Regions from separate parts of the Homo sapiens genome. Here region 1 is linked to region 2. Evidence: chromatin contacts called from ENCODE Hi-C or POLR2A ChIA-PET data. All regions are on one chromosome and are shown on one strand. Each heading gives the region's core, a stretch centred on a gene start or an enhancer-like site at or near the end of the contact. The rest is flanking DNA. Distances are from core to core; before and after follow the strand shown. Region 1 has its middle 140 kb from the start of LINC01787. Region 2 holds the start of LINC01760 (long intergenic non-protein coding RNA 1760).

What was found. A loop is a pair of places that touch in the nucleus more often than their neighbours do. ChIA-PET counts read pairs that join two places held with the same protein, here RNA polymerase II (POLR2A). Pooled maps may share reads with other maps.
Region 1: a loop to region 2 is called in a map of prostate gland, with 3 times the contacts of the local background. The contact joins the enhancer-like site here to the promoter of LINC01760 in region 2. A Hi-C loop is called at or near these places in 5 of 168 maps with a recorded cell type or tissue (Calu3, K562, MCF 10A and 2 more) and 9 of 50 pooled maps. POLR2A ChIA-PET finds 5 or more read pairs at or near these places in 1 of 52 experiments (HEK293).

What each region holds. Positions count from the first base shown.
Region 1 is chr1:96,230,149-96,236,753 of GRCh38, reverse strand. No RefSeq gene overlaps it. Among named protein-coding and RNA genes, the nearest start is that of LINC01787, 140 kb to the left of the region's middle. Within about 2 kb of position 2,287, at least 2 of the 41 ENCODE cell types and tissues checked have a DNase peak (open chromatin) inside an H3K27ac peak, as active enhancers do.
Region 2 is chr1:95,314,953-95,321,639 of GRCh38, reverse strand. LINC01760 (long intergenic non-protein coding RNA 1760) reads left to right here and starts at 3,377. Exons shown (of 2, transcript NR_135588.1): 1 at 3,377-3,492. It overlaps LOC105378864 (a long non-coding RNA gene), which reads left to right and starts at 3,657. Exons shown (of 3, transcript XR_947612.3): 1 at 3,657-3,729; 2 at 4,703-4,758; 3 at 5,666-5,852. It overlaps LOC105379825 (a long non-coding RNA gene), which reads right to left and starts at 3,293. Exons shown (of 2, transcript XR_001737799.2): 1 at 3,226-3,293; 2 at 1-346.

The sequences.
Region 1 (6,605 bases), core at 1,038-3,537, 920 kb before region 2:
GAAATGTTTACAAAAGCATGTGCATCTTTGTTCATGTACCCACCTTATAGCTAAAGCAAACTGCACTTCACAGAATTTCTGCAACATGCTCTAAAATATATCCTAAATTCTTTCTGTTCTTAATCTTTAGCAAATGGACATCAAATATGGGGAGAACACAGGTTCTCACACGTAGCTATGAGAAAACAAAATGTACTTTTAGCTTTTTATATTTGGCAGTGTCACCTTACTTATTCACACACTATCCAGTATACCCAGAAAGCTGTCTGAATGCACTGAAATGGTTTGTAAATCTTGGTGATAAGTGGTTTTTATTTAAATGTAGAAATGACACCTTTGTCCTCAGATAGTTGACATTAAAAGGTTTCTATGAGGAAATAGAGCAGTAAGAAGGACATCAATGTGATTTCGCCACCTTGTGGCAGCTGATTAATTTTCAGCTTCTTTAGATCTCTTGAATTTCAAGGACTTTCTTGCTGTTGATTATCTCCAGTTCATTTCTGAGGCAAAAATTCCTATGTGAATTTATCGCTAAGATTCAGCCTCTTTTCATTCTCAGGGTCATTCTCTATTCACAAGTTGTGCACGACACATTAAGCACATCACTGCTGATGGCCAGTACCCTCCCATTTCCTTGGTGGCTAAAAGCACAATGTAATGTATTAAAGCCAGAAGGAGTGCTATGCAAATACCAGCTAAAAGCAACCTACAGCCTATCTTAGGACACTGTATAGTTGTCACATACTCAAATATTGCTTATCACTAGAAAGTGGGTCATGGTCAAATCTCAATTAAGCATTTCTATCAAGACCTCCCACCTGCTACCTAGGCAGCATGCTGGATTTGGTGCCTTGCAGGTGCTCCAGTGGTGTCAAAGCATAGGGGTGACTCTCAGAATTAGAAAATAATAGTAGTAACATCTTCTGTGATTAAAAATTCATAACAACCTCAGAAGGAATGAGTCTGTGGGAGGAAAATGCTTCTAAAGAAAGGCAAACTTCTTCCATACAGGTCTTTGGCAAACACAATCATCTCAAGAAAAGAAAGGGGATTACAGTTTAAATATATAATAAAAAAGAACCGAAAAGTAATAAAACTTCAAAAGCTGTAATACACTGTGTTAATGCCACAAATGTTTCTATGGTATTTCAAAGTAACTAGAATGAGTACTTTTAGTAATTTATTCGAGTCAAGGAGATAAGAGCCTTAAACATACTCATTCTTAGCAAAAACATGCTGTGGAAGTTATTGATCTTTCTGATCAGAAAGGAGTACGTTTAAATGAAGAGAGTACATTCTTGAAGCCTCGCAGATTTACAGTTTTGAAGCTTTTAATATAATGTGAGGATATACCTTCAACTTTACTGAAAGGAGATGACTCCAAGAAAAGAAATATCAAGGAAAAAGGTCTGAAAAGAAAGCAGGTTATCTCGGGTGATTGTTCCGTGTCGTCAAGAAAAAGAAGAAAATAAATCTGACCAACATCTGAAGACAAACTCAAACCATTTCAAGCCACAGGGCAAAGGGACAGGGAGGCCCCTGGATACTTGAACAGACCCTCTGGACTGGGGCATCTGTGTGTAACTTATCAGAAGAAAAAAGGGTTTGCTATGACTTAGTGATAAGTGTGTCACAATGAGGGGCTTTTGGAACACAACTTTCCTAAGGCCCACTTGCACAATTTGAAGGCCTGGGAGGGGTTTCCATGGGAGGCAAACTATTTCTTAAGGATGAGAGAAAACTAGAGAGGAAAAGAATAGAGGCTATCACATGAGATGAATTGAAATTTGGACTCACAGCCAGACACTGAAGACCATAGAAAAAAAGCCCCAAGGACGTGAAAACCTGTTACTGTTTAATAAAAGGCTTCTGGCCAGCGAGTCTTAGAATAGATAAAAATGAAGCAATAATTAGCAGGATTTTAAATATCTCTCTAAAATATAGTACAAAGATTTTCCTCCCTTAGGAGGTCTATAACTAAAGACGGACATAAAACTGGAGGAAAATTCTGTTTCCAAGTGTCTGAGTGGCAGTCTGAGTAATTTACCAGGTTTCTGAGAAGAAAAAGAGAAACTATCCAAAATTTCAGTCAATATTTATCTCTTAGGTTAATAAATCTTGCTCTTGACCTCAAAAGAAGTCAATATCTCCTGATTATTATATGCAAGTGCCTCCTGGGCCTTTCTATTTGTCCAGACTCATTATGGAATGAGTCACCAGTTTCCCGAGAGCCCCTGTCTGAGGCATGGGTGTAGACTGAAGAATCGCTCGCATTTCAAAGGTGTGGGCGGGCTGCCAATAATTGGTGCTATCGCTCAACATTTACTTGAATCTCTAATTCTGACATGTTTGCTTTTTCATTTTAGGCTTTCGGGCTGGTGCTCAGAGATGAAGTGGGGCTGAGATATATTTGTGAAGCATTCAAAGGCTGTAAAAGAGACAGTAGCATGAGAGGCAAATGCAGAGGAGAAGAAAGTATGTAGAATTTAGAGAAAGAGGACCTAACTTTGAATCTGGCTTATGCCACCGAGTGGCTATGAATTAATCACTCAGTTTCTTTGCACTTTAGCTGTTGCGTCCGTTAAAGAGGGTGATAACAAACTTAAAAGGTTTTTGTGAGAATTAAACAGATCACAAAGATGGAAGTGATTTGTCAACTAAAGCATATCAGACATTGCCAATTGAATCCTAAGAAGAATATAAGTTTGAATTCGTCCCAATGGTGAAAGCTTTAAACGGGAAAAATAAAGCAGATCTTTTTTCTGTCTCTTTAGAAAAAAAAAATGAATTAAAAAATTTCATTAAAGGTGTATTTATCTGTTAGGGACATGATACTTAGAGACAAACTTTACAGTAGAATTAGGAAGTATGTATTTCCTTTTCTTCATACATTTCCTCTCACTTGAACAGCTTTTGCTGGGAATCAGACATCTTGGCTCAGAAATGATCAAGGTCAATGATTCTTTCCTTTCACCTTCCTCAAAACATTTTTCATTTAAAAAGTGCAGAGATGCTTATGTCTTTAAAGTTCTGTTTGGTGCATCAAGTTGACTTGAGGAATCTAATTTTGCCAGGGCAAAGAGAATATAGAAACACGGGATGACTAAGTCCTGTCATGTGGTTTTCTAGGGAATTCTACAGTTTGCCAGTGGAAGTTCAGCAAAACTCTCGCTCATTAGCCCATTGTTAAAATGATGCTCACAAGATCTTTTGCACTTTGTCCCACCACGATTCAAAAAAAAAATACTGATATAAAGGGACTAGACAATGAAATTTGGTGTATATTTGTTCATTTTATCTCAGATGTGTGTACAATATACAGACATTTCTTTCAGTTCTACCAGTTTGCATTTCAGAAATAAGATGTCAGCTGACCAGATCAGAACTGGAGAGCTGAGCCCTCTTCCCAGTTTAACCAGGAACTCGTTGGATAATTGCCTGAGTCTTTTTTACCTTTCTGTGACTGAAGTTCTCAGGGATAGCATTTGACCATCTTTCCCATCAAGCCCTGCCCAAATATAAAGAATGCTTTAAATATTTATTATTTCATAGACTAAAGATGCTCTGCACTCTGATGGAAAGCATGTGTTTTTCACATTTTAAACAGCCCTCTGAACAAACCTCATGATCAGATTGGTGAGTAAAGTCCTGTTGAGAACAACGGTTCCTTATCTATATCCTAAAGGTTCATTTATGGTTTACTTTCCATTTTCAGAAGTTAATTAAACATTTTTTAAACTAAAGTATCTAATTTATCTATGGCCACTGCAAAATTTAAAGAGATGTGGAAAGAACAAAATTAAAATTTTATTATCAAAATGTAATGTTTATCCTCCCCTGCCCCCCCTTTTTTTTTTTTTGATATGGGGAGTCTGGCTCTGTTGCCCAGGCTGGAGTTCCCTGGCATGATCTTGGCTCACTGCAAGCTCCGCCTCCCGGGTTCACGCCATTCTCCTGCCTCAGCCTCCCGAGTAGCTGGGACTACAGGTGCCCACCACCATGCCTGGCTAATTTTTTGTATTTTTAGTAGAGACGGGGTTTCACCATGTTAGCCAGGATGGTCTCGATCTCCTGACCTCATGATCCACCCGCCTCGGCCTCCCAAAGTGCTGGGATTACAGGCGTGAGTCACCGCGTCTGGTCCCCACTTTTCTTTAGTTTACTATATATTCTAAAATTGTAAAAGTAGCACATCTTCTTCATATGATGCAAATAGTACTAAGGTATTAGTTGTCTATTACTAGTACTAGGTACTGGTTGATGAGGAAAAGTTTACAATCTTTCCCATGCTCCTGAGGTAACCGAAGTGACAGTCTGATATGAATCATTTGGCACCTTCCTCCATACTCAAACAAACATGTACAAACAAATGATAATTTTAGATTTTTTTAAACAAAAATTGAGTCATACTATATGCATTATTCTGAAATCTCACATATTTTATACTGTTAAACAGTTAAATTTACATATCCATTATAAATTTATATGAATATATTTAAATAATTCTTTTTCCATAGTAGTGTATGCTTGATTGTATCAGTGTTGGGGCTAAAAATGACAAATATTTATATCTTATAGTTTCTGAGTATCAAGAATCTGGAAGAAGCTTAGCTGGGTGGTTCTAGCTTAGAGTCTCTCATCAGGCTGCAGTCAAGGTGTTGGCTGAGGATGCCGTAATCTGAAGGCTTGAAGAAGGCTGGAGAATTTGCTCTCAAGATGGCTCTCTCGCATGGCTGTTGGCTGGACCTCTTAGTTCTGCTGTTCAAGAAAAGAGGCCTTCATTTCTTGACACGTTGGCCTCTGCATAGGACTGCTTAAATGTCCTTACCACACGGCAGTTGGCTTACCCCAGGGTGAGTAATTCCATGAGAACAAGGCAGAAGATTATCTTTTATGACCTAGCTTTGGAAGGCTCACAGCATCATTTCTATAGTATAACTAAGGAACACCTAAGTTTTTTCTCCTTTTTACCAAGACAAAAAGAGCTGATAATTTTAGGGATGGATATTATCATTCTTTTCATATTTCCTTTTATAATAGTACAATTGGGCAGGGTCTAAAACTAAATAGGTCACACAATTTGGGGGTGCAATTGTAAAACTATAATTCCTCTAGGAATGAATATATAAAAGTTTCTATCAGAAGACAAATAAGAGGAGCTTATTGTTGATAAACAATACCTTTTATTATTCTTGATTATTGTGGTTTCTATATACCAGAAAACGAAGCTGTTTTACGCTCTTGCTATCCACTACCAGGTGCAAAACTTTTATTCACTAAATTTTGTAATTATCATGTTTTCTTTCTAAGGGCATCTGTTTGAAAACCAGGATAAGAGTTGTTCCTGTAGAAGCCTTCTCCTCTTAATAGTACTAATTAACATTTATTTAGCCTTTACTTTGGTGCCAGGTTATCTGCTAAATACTTTGTAGGCATTATTTCATTCAAACCTCTTAACAATTTATGTGTATAAACCATTTTTCAAACAAACAAACAAAAAATGAATCTTAAAAAGTTGAGCACTTACCCAGAATCTCACAACTAGTACATGAAGCAACTGGGGTACTGACCACGTAAATCTGACTCCAGGGCCCAAATTGGCAATTACTACCTGATATGGTTTGGCTGTGTCCTCACCCAACCCTCACCCTGAACTGTAATAATCTCCACGTGTCAAGGGTGGGGCCAGGTGGAGATAATTGAATCATTGGGGCAGTTTCCCCCGTACTGTTCTTGTTGTAGTGAATAAGTCTCACCAGATCTGATGGTTTTAAAAGTGAGAGTTCCCCTACACAAGCTTTCTGGCCTGACACTGTGTAAGATGTGCCTTTGCTTCTCCTTTGCCTTCCGCCATGATTGTGAGGCCTTCTCAGCCATGTGGAATTGTGAGTCCATCAAATCTCTTTCTTTTATAAATTACCCAGTCTCGGGTATTTCTTCATGGCTTTATGAAAATGGACTAATATACTACCCCATTCTGCGTCTCAGTATCAGTACCATGAAACATGCCTAAAGTTGAGAGTATTTGAAGACATTTGTAATATGTAATAATTGTAGGAGGGGAGGTTTTTACTTTCACAATAATTTAAAGCTTCTTTATCATCTGTTTTGCTTTGGCAATGAAGTTTTTCAATGTTAATAATTTCAAGGATAGATTTCTGCATGCAGGAAAGATTATTCAGAGTTTTAGTTTAGCTAAAAATATGTTTGAATTATTTGACTTAAAATTTGAAAGCTTAGCTGTTGCATAATGTTGTATTTATACGTCTAGCAAATGTAGCAATCACTTTTATGAGGCCTTTGATTAATGTTTAGTTCCATTTACAAACTAGTTAATTAAACTCCTTTAAATATTTTACACCAAATTTATAAATTAAATGTATTTGATTTCTATTTAGATACTTCAAATGTGTGATTTAAAAGTAAAATTTTCCAGAACATTTAAAATACCTCTAATGCTTCTAATAATTAAACCTGGAAATATTATGAACCTTAAGTTCTCTTAAATGTTTTAATACTATATAAGCTACTGCAATGACTATATAAACTAAATAAAATTTCAACTTCAATTCACAGGCCTAAATCAATTACCTATTTACACATTT
Region 2 (6,687 bases), core at 2,128-4,627:
CATAAATATTTGCATCTTTTAATTGTTTCTAAAAATGAAGTGGCAAGTGGCATCGCACAGGAATGTTATTTCTCCCGTGGAGCGAATGAGCAGTGGAATTTTAACTAGTTTCATTCCCTTTCAGTTCTCAGATCTGAGATCTTCGGTCACATCTCCTGTACAATGTTTTCCTCATATCACAGTCTCTTTAATGGCTCCAGTTTCTGATTTTTTTTTTCCTCCTTAATTACATGTCCTTTTCTTGTAGCTACTTCATGCTGAAGGCATGTCATTCTTCTCAGAGACAGTCTTGGCTAGGTGTCCGTGGACCGAGTCCATTTGTTCATTTGTTTTTAGGATTTCTTTTCTAAGACGCAAAGGAATCCTTTTATTATCCTCAAACACAAAAAGTGAAATTTTCATAAAATACTTTGTACAGCGTACAGCATGTTTACTTGAAACCCTGCTTCCCCAAAGTCATGATATCTGTGATTATTATGTAACATGCATTGTGTTGCATCAATGGGTTTTGCAAAAGAGAGGAAAAAGAGAAAATTATTCCATTCTGTCTTTCCCAGCAAAAAAGCATCCAAAAAGACATATAAATAAAAAAATTACTATGACTGTGAATTACACAATGAACTGTGCCTTTCTATTTTCCCGATCTTTCTTTTCACAGCTATCTCCAAATAATGAGATACCAGAAGATGCTCTTGAAAAAAAAAATAAATTATAAAAACTGATCCTTTGTTCTATTTACCCTGGAATCTGAAAAGGAAACTCCGTGCCAAAGAGAAAAACATAAAGTAATAATACAACCCAATTTTATATTTTTCCTGAGAAACTACAAAGGTACTCAGTTAATCGAGAGTATTATTAAGTAGTGTGATTTTTTTAAATCGCAGAAATCTTTCTTATTTTAGGAAGAACAAATACATAGCAATGAGAAGACCACCACACCACCTTCAGGAAAATGCTCCTTACAATGACTTGCTGAAACCAATGACAAAACCACATCGTGCCCTTGTGGATAATCATCTTTTGGGCAATGGACTTAGAATAACTTCATCACACTTAACTGGGATGTAAATTTAATACATACATATAATAAGTGCATATAAATGTAATTTATCTTGAAAAGAATTCCAAGGTCTTAATAAATATTATGCTGGGTTCTATAGCTTCTTTCCTAGTCCCTCAGCTTTCCCATTTCTTTCCTCTTTGATGCATAGTGGACAATTGTATCAGCCCCTAGGTTTGTATTCAAAGTCATAAGCCAGTAGCAGGCCATTTCCTCGAATGATATTTCCCAAATGGTGAAGATTTGTCACTGGCAAGATCATTTTAGTTGCCCATACCCCAGTATTTATCTGTTTTTTAAAAAATATAACACACTTGTGATTTCACCAGTTTTATCAAATAATAAGAATTTATCCAAGAATAAGGCTAAATTATTCCATTTTAAATTGATAGAAAGAAAATATTGAGAAAAAAAACCAGATGGTATGCAGATAGAACAAAGATCATGAAAGAGGTATGTAGATGACTAAAGTTTAGGAAACTGTCCTAGAAAAATCACTTCTCCATCAAGAGCTGAGCTCTTAAGGGAAAAAAAAAAAAAAGAAAGAAAGGAAAAAAAAGTACTCAAAAAATTTTTGGAAAAAAATTAAAGCCCCAGAAAAGAACCAAATATTTCTCATTTTTACTTTTCCCTTTGATTCATGAAAAACATTTTTCAAAAAGACCAAAAGCACCACAGCACAAGGACTTCCCTTGAATGCAAAGAACAGATCTGGAGAAGGCACTCTAGAGAAGATGTAGACATTTTTTGACAAGGCTCCTCCCAAGAAGCCAAGGTGTCAAGGAACGCCTCAGGTGAGTTGAGATGGCGAGGGTTGCCGCTAGCAGCTCCACAGGTCACACGAGGGCAGGACTGGAGTGCTGCTGAGCACCAGGCGAGGATCGCCCACAAATGAGGGACACAACCAAGGGTGCGGTGGTGCGGGAACAGCCAGCCACTCTATCTCCCAAGCTCCCGCCACTCCACATCTCAGGTTCCCTCTGCCTTCCCTTCCCTTCACTCCCTTCCTTCCTTTCTTTTCTCCTCAACTGTGTTTCACCAACTGAACTGATTATAACTGTGTAAAGTATATTTTTATTATTGAATTTCTTTCTGTAAAGTTCTTTGTTTTCTCTTCTGAGTTTTAAATATATGGGTGACTTCAAAATTTTATATTCCCAGTTCCCCAAAAAGGTTAGAATTCAGCTAAAAATGGTGATACGTTGGCTTTTACTTGTATATGGTTGTGAGATAGATATTTTGTGTGATTTGGTGTCCACTCCCACCCCCACCATTGAAAATAGAGCAAAAATTGGAGCTGAGAAAGGAATCATTTTCCCTATTTGGTGGGAAGAGTATTGCATATGCAATACATTACGAGAGTAATTTTGGGAGTGAAAAAGACAAGGAATATTCTCGAGAAGGATGTTTCTGAGAACCTTTGTGTTTTGGTGTTCTTTCTACTATCCTAAAGAAGTCACACCATTTCCAGGGAAATCTAGAGTTATTCACCATTAAGACAAAATAGGTCATTCTTAAAATGTTCCTTTACATCATTTTTTATACAAGCTGCACCTCCCAGAGTGAATGTCAGAATCAATGGGTTGGGTAGAACAGAAGTTTCCACCCTCATTTCCCCAGAGCCCTACCTTTGATGGGGGGCGGGGGTATTAAAGGATGAGGGAAAGGGGCGCTAGGAGGAATGATACCCAGGCTCCACCACCTCCTTCAACAACCACAGCCCCACTTTTGTCTGTTTAATAGAGCAATCATTGAAAATTTCCTTTGAAAAAAAAGGGTCTCATGTTTTAAAAACTTGGAACATAATGGGAATAGAAAAACTGATGTGCCTGGATTAACCCTGGAAAAACAGGATACAAGTTATAAAAATGATGAATGTTTCTTCAGACTAATTGTTTCTTTCTAATTCCTCACAAGGCTCATGAAACTATATGCTGTTCTCCTGTGGGATCCACTAACCTTGCACCTTGTGAATCACTCTCCACTCCCCTCACTTTCTAGTCCTCAAGCTGGGGTGGTCAAGGGTTAGGGGAGAAGCAGGTGAAGTAGGGAGGGCACATAAAACAGATGGATTGGGCTGCTCTCCCCTACAGTTTTATATATGCTTGCCAAAGAAGTAAGACCTCTGTACTGATAAGAGTAAGATAAGTCTAAATGTTTCTTACAGACAAAGTTGACAAGATTCAAAAGTGGTTTGGGTAAAAGAGACTCAATCCTAGAGGGGCATTTGATTCCAAAAGGGAAGAAGACGTACTTCATCTGGAACATCGTGAAGTCACAGAAGAACTTCACAAGTGTTCCGATCGGAAGGGAGCCCTTTGAGTAAGTGAAATGAAGCGTGAATAACTGCCTAATTAGTGGACATGAAAACTGGACAGTCTCCAAAGTCATCAGAGATGACCACGCTTGCCAGGCAACTTACTAGACTAAGGGTGAGTCCATTTGTAATCATCCCAGCTGGGAGGTGGCTGGGAGGTTTGACCTAGGGCTCAGAAGACTGGCTAACCTGGATAAAGCCATTCAAGACAATCAGGTGTGACATTATCTCCATGGCTGAGGTCTTCTGGAGCAGTAGTTCTAGAACTTCTTGGGGCCACTCCAATATAACAACACTCAGGAATCACCTCCCACTACTGCTGGGGCAGGCGGTGGGAACAGATGTAGAGAGGGTAAACTTTATTACAAGGAATGAGGAAAATGGAACTGATTTTGATAAGGGCCATTGTCAATCATTAGTTCACATGACAGCCATGAAGGTAGAGTCCTGTCCCAATCAATATTATAAGAGGGGAGTCCACAGACCACCCAGAGACCAAGGAGACATCAAGTAGCCTTTGAACCATAGATTCAAAACCTCCACTCAACAAGAATATCAGGGAGCTCTTTGATATCTAGCTTTCACGTGTTAAAGCTGTTACTAGATGCCTCTCCTTCCCACTCCTATTCTTGCCTAGATAATGAAGTCCAAATTCCCTAGCATCAAGGCTCTTCAAATTCCAGCCCATTCTACTTTCTCATCCTTCTCTCTTGCCATGCCTTGGCCTGTTCTCTGTCTTGTAAGGAATATAGGTTGCACTAGCCCCTTGGTCTGGTTATGTCCATTTCTAAAGTCTCTGGCAAAAACACTGTCATCTTTCAGGATGCAGTTCAAATTTCACTTCCTTCCCTACATAGTTCATGACTCCTTTGTGTTAAAGACACAGTTCAAGCGTCTACCTTAGCACCTTACTCGAAGAAGAGTCTGGGGAGAACAGTCCTTGCTTCAGCCTCAGTTCAGATGTAATTACACAGATCTAGCAAGCCAGTGGTGTGCACCCAGGAATCACATGGCACTGAGAGACTTAACTGACTAGGCTTGTTACCCCCAGGGTAACTGTGAAATAGGGCTTTGGAGTGTGGTATCAGTTTCTTGCATCTATCCCAAGCCTAGCCCCATAGACACATGTCTAGGTCCTTGTAGATGGGTGATTAATAGCATGCATCTAAAGCCAGTTGCCTGGATTCAGATCTAAGTTCTGTTGCTTGCTGGTTGCCTTGAGTGAGTCAGTTAACCCCTCTGGCCTCAGTGGAGATGAAAATAATATGGGTCTGTTGTGAGCATTGCACAAGTTAATGTATGTAAATCTCTCCCCACACTGCCAGGCACACAATGAGCCTCACGTAAGCATCAGGTACTACATTTAGGAAGAGAGATGGTGGTAAGTAAAAGTTTAAAATTATTCAATTTGGGAGCACAAGCCACACTAATTCAGAATCACTAATTTGAGAGAAAATTGAAAGAGGGTGATCATCTAACTCCACCATCCACTAGAAGCAGCTTAGCTCATTGAAGTGGTGGCACCGTGGTGGGGCTGGAAGCAAGGGTAGTCCCAGCAGAAGGCTTGGGCACATGACAGAGGCAGTGGTGCTCAGATAGAGGTGGCAGCAGGGGCAATGGCATCACCAGGTGGTCTCTGTGACACCCACAGGTGGTGTCTCAAGACATTCAAGGTGCTCAGTGAGTGCAGACTATGCAGGAGAAGTGACACAGAAGCCTGATGGAGGTGATGATACCCAGTGGCCATGGGACTTTGTCAGCAAAGGCAGTGATAAACAGCATGAGAGGTCAATACTCCGGGACACCATGGGGCAGACGTCAGCCTTATTCACATGCCCATGGGAGAAATTCCCTGGGGTCGACCAGAAGTGCGTGGTGGTGAAGCTTTGCCAGGTCCTCATGAATCCAGTGTGACAAATTCCTCAAATTACCATTGGTGTGAGCTCATTCTTCCAGAAGAGGAATATTGGGAAATCATAGAAAGCACAAGCTTTAGAGTTAGTCAGGCTTGTTCTCCATTCAACTGAACACACTTCCTGAGCACCTTTTTCATGCCATAGGCTCAGCTCTAGTTGGTAGAAACACCACAGTGAGCGAGGCAAAAAGTGTCCTCCTCACAGGATGTTCACCTTACAGAGGGAGACACAGTTGATAAACAAGTAAGCAAATACATTAATGAGAGGTTTCATGTGATAAAGGCTGTGAAGACAATAAAGTAGGTAATAATGCAGGAGATGAGTAGAGCAAACTACTTAAATAGAGGAGCCGGGTTAATCTCTCATTCACAGTGAGGATGCAGTGGCCAGAAGAGGCAGCCCAGGGAAGATCTGAGGTGAACCCTCTGGTTGGAAAGCCTTGGCAAATTGGAGGAATGAAAAGAAAAAAGAGTAAATCTACAACAAGGATCAGCAAACTCCAGTCTACAGGCCAAATCCAGCCTGCTGCCTGTTTATGTCAATAAAGTTTTATTGGAACATAGCCACACTCGTCTGCTTATTTATTATCTATGGGTGCTTTCATGCTAGAATAGCAGGGCTGAGTAGCTGCAAGGGAGACTGCATGGCCTGCAGAGCCTAAAATATTTACCTGGCCCTGTGCTGAGAAGTGTGCTGATCCCGGTCTAAAGCACTGTAAACAAGCTAGGGGGAGAACAGTAGGAGATGAAGTTTAAGGGTTCAGGGAAAGGTGGCAAATTCTGCAGGGCCTTGTAACCCATGGAAAAGGGCTGGGATTCTGTTCTGCATGTAATGGGAAGTCACTGGAAAATTCCAAGCAGGGAGCACGTGATCTGACTTATGTTCTTACAAGGCCACCCTGGGAGCTAAAGAAGAGTAGATTTCCAGTCTTTGGAAGATGGACCATAGGGCCAAGAGGCAGCCAGAAAGTCTATCAGGTGGCTACTGCAGAGCCCAGTGAGAGACAAAGGTGCCAGGGATGGGGACGGTAGCAGTGCCAATGCAACAAGTGGTCAAGGTATATTATTTTAGGTAATATTTTAGGTTTAACAGGCATGAGAACCCTTACTCCACTGTGTAACCTTAGGCAAGTTATTCAAATGCTGTAAGCCCAGTTTCTTGTCAAAAAAACCCTCAGAGCACTATTGTGTGGATTGAATTACAAAATACATCTGAGGTGCCTGTCAAAAAGTTAAGTGTTCAATAAATGTCAACTATGATTACTGTTTGTTGTTGTTGTTGTTGTTGTTGACTGATGAGACCTGTGGAAAGATCAGGTTGCAGCATACAGCTCATTGTGTCAGTTAATGGTGCTCTTCTCTGCCTGATTAAATTTCTGAGTTCCCTGGAGACAG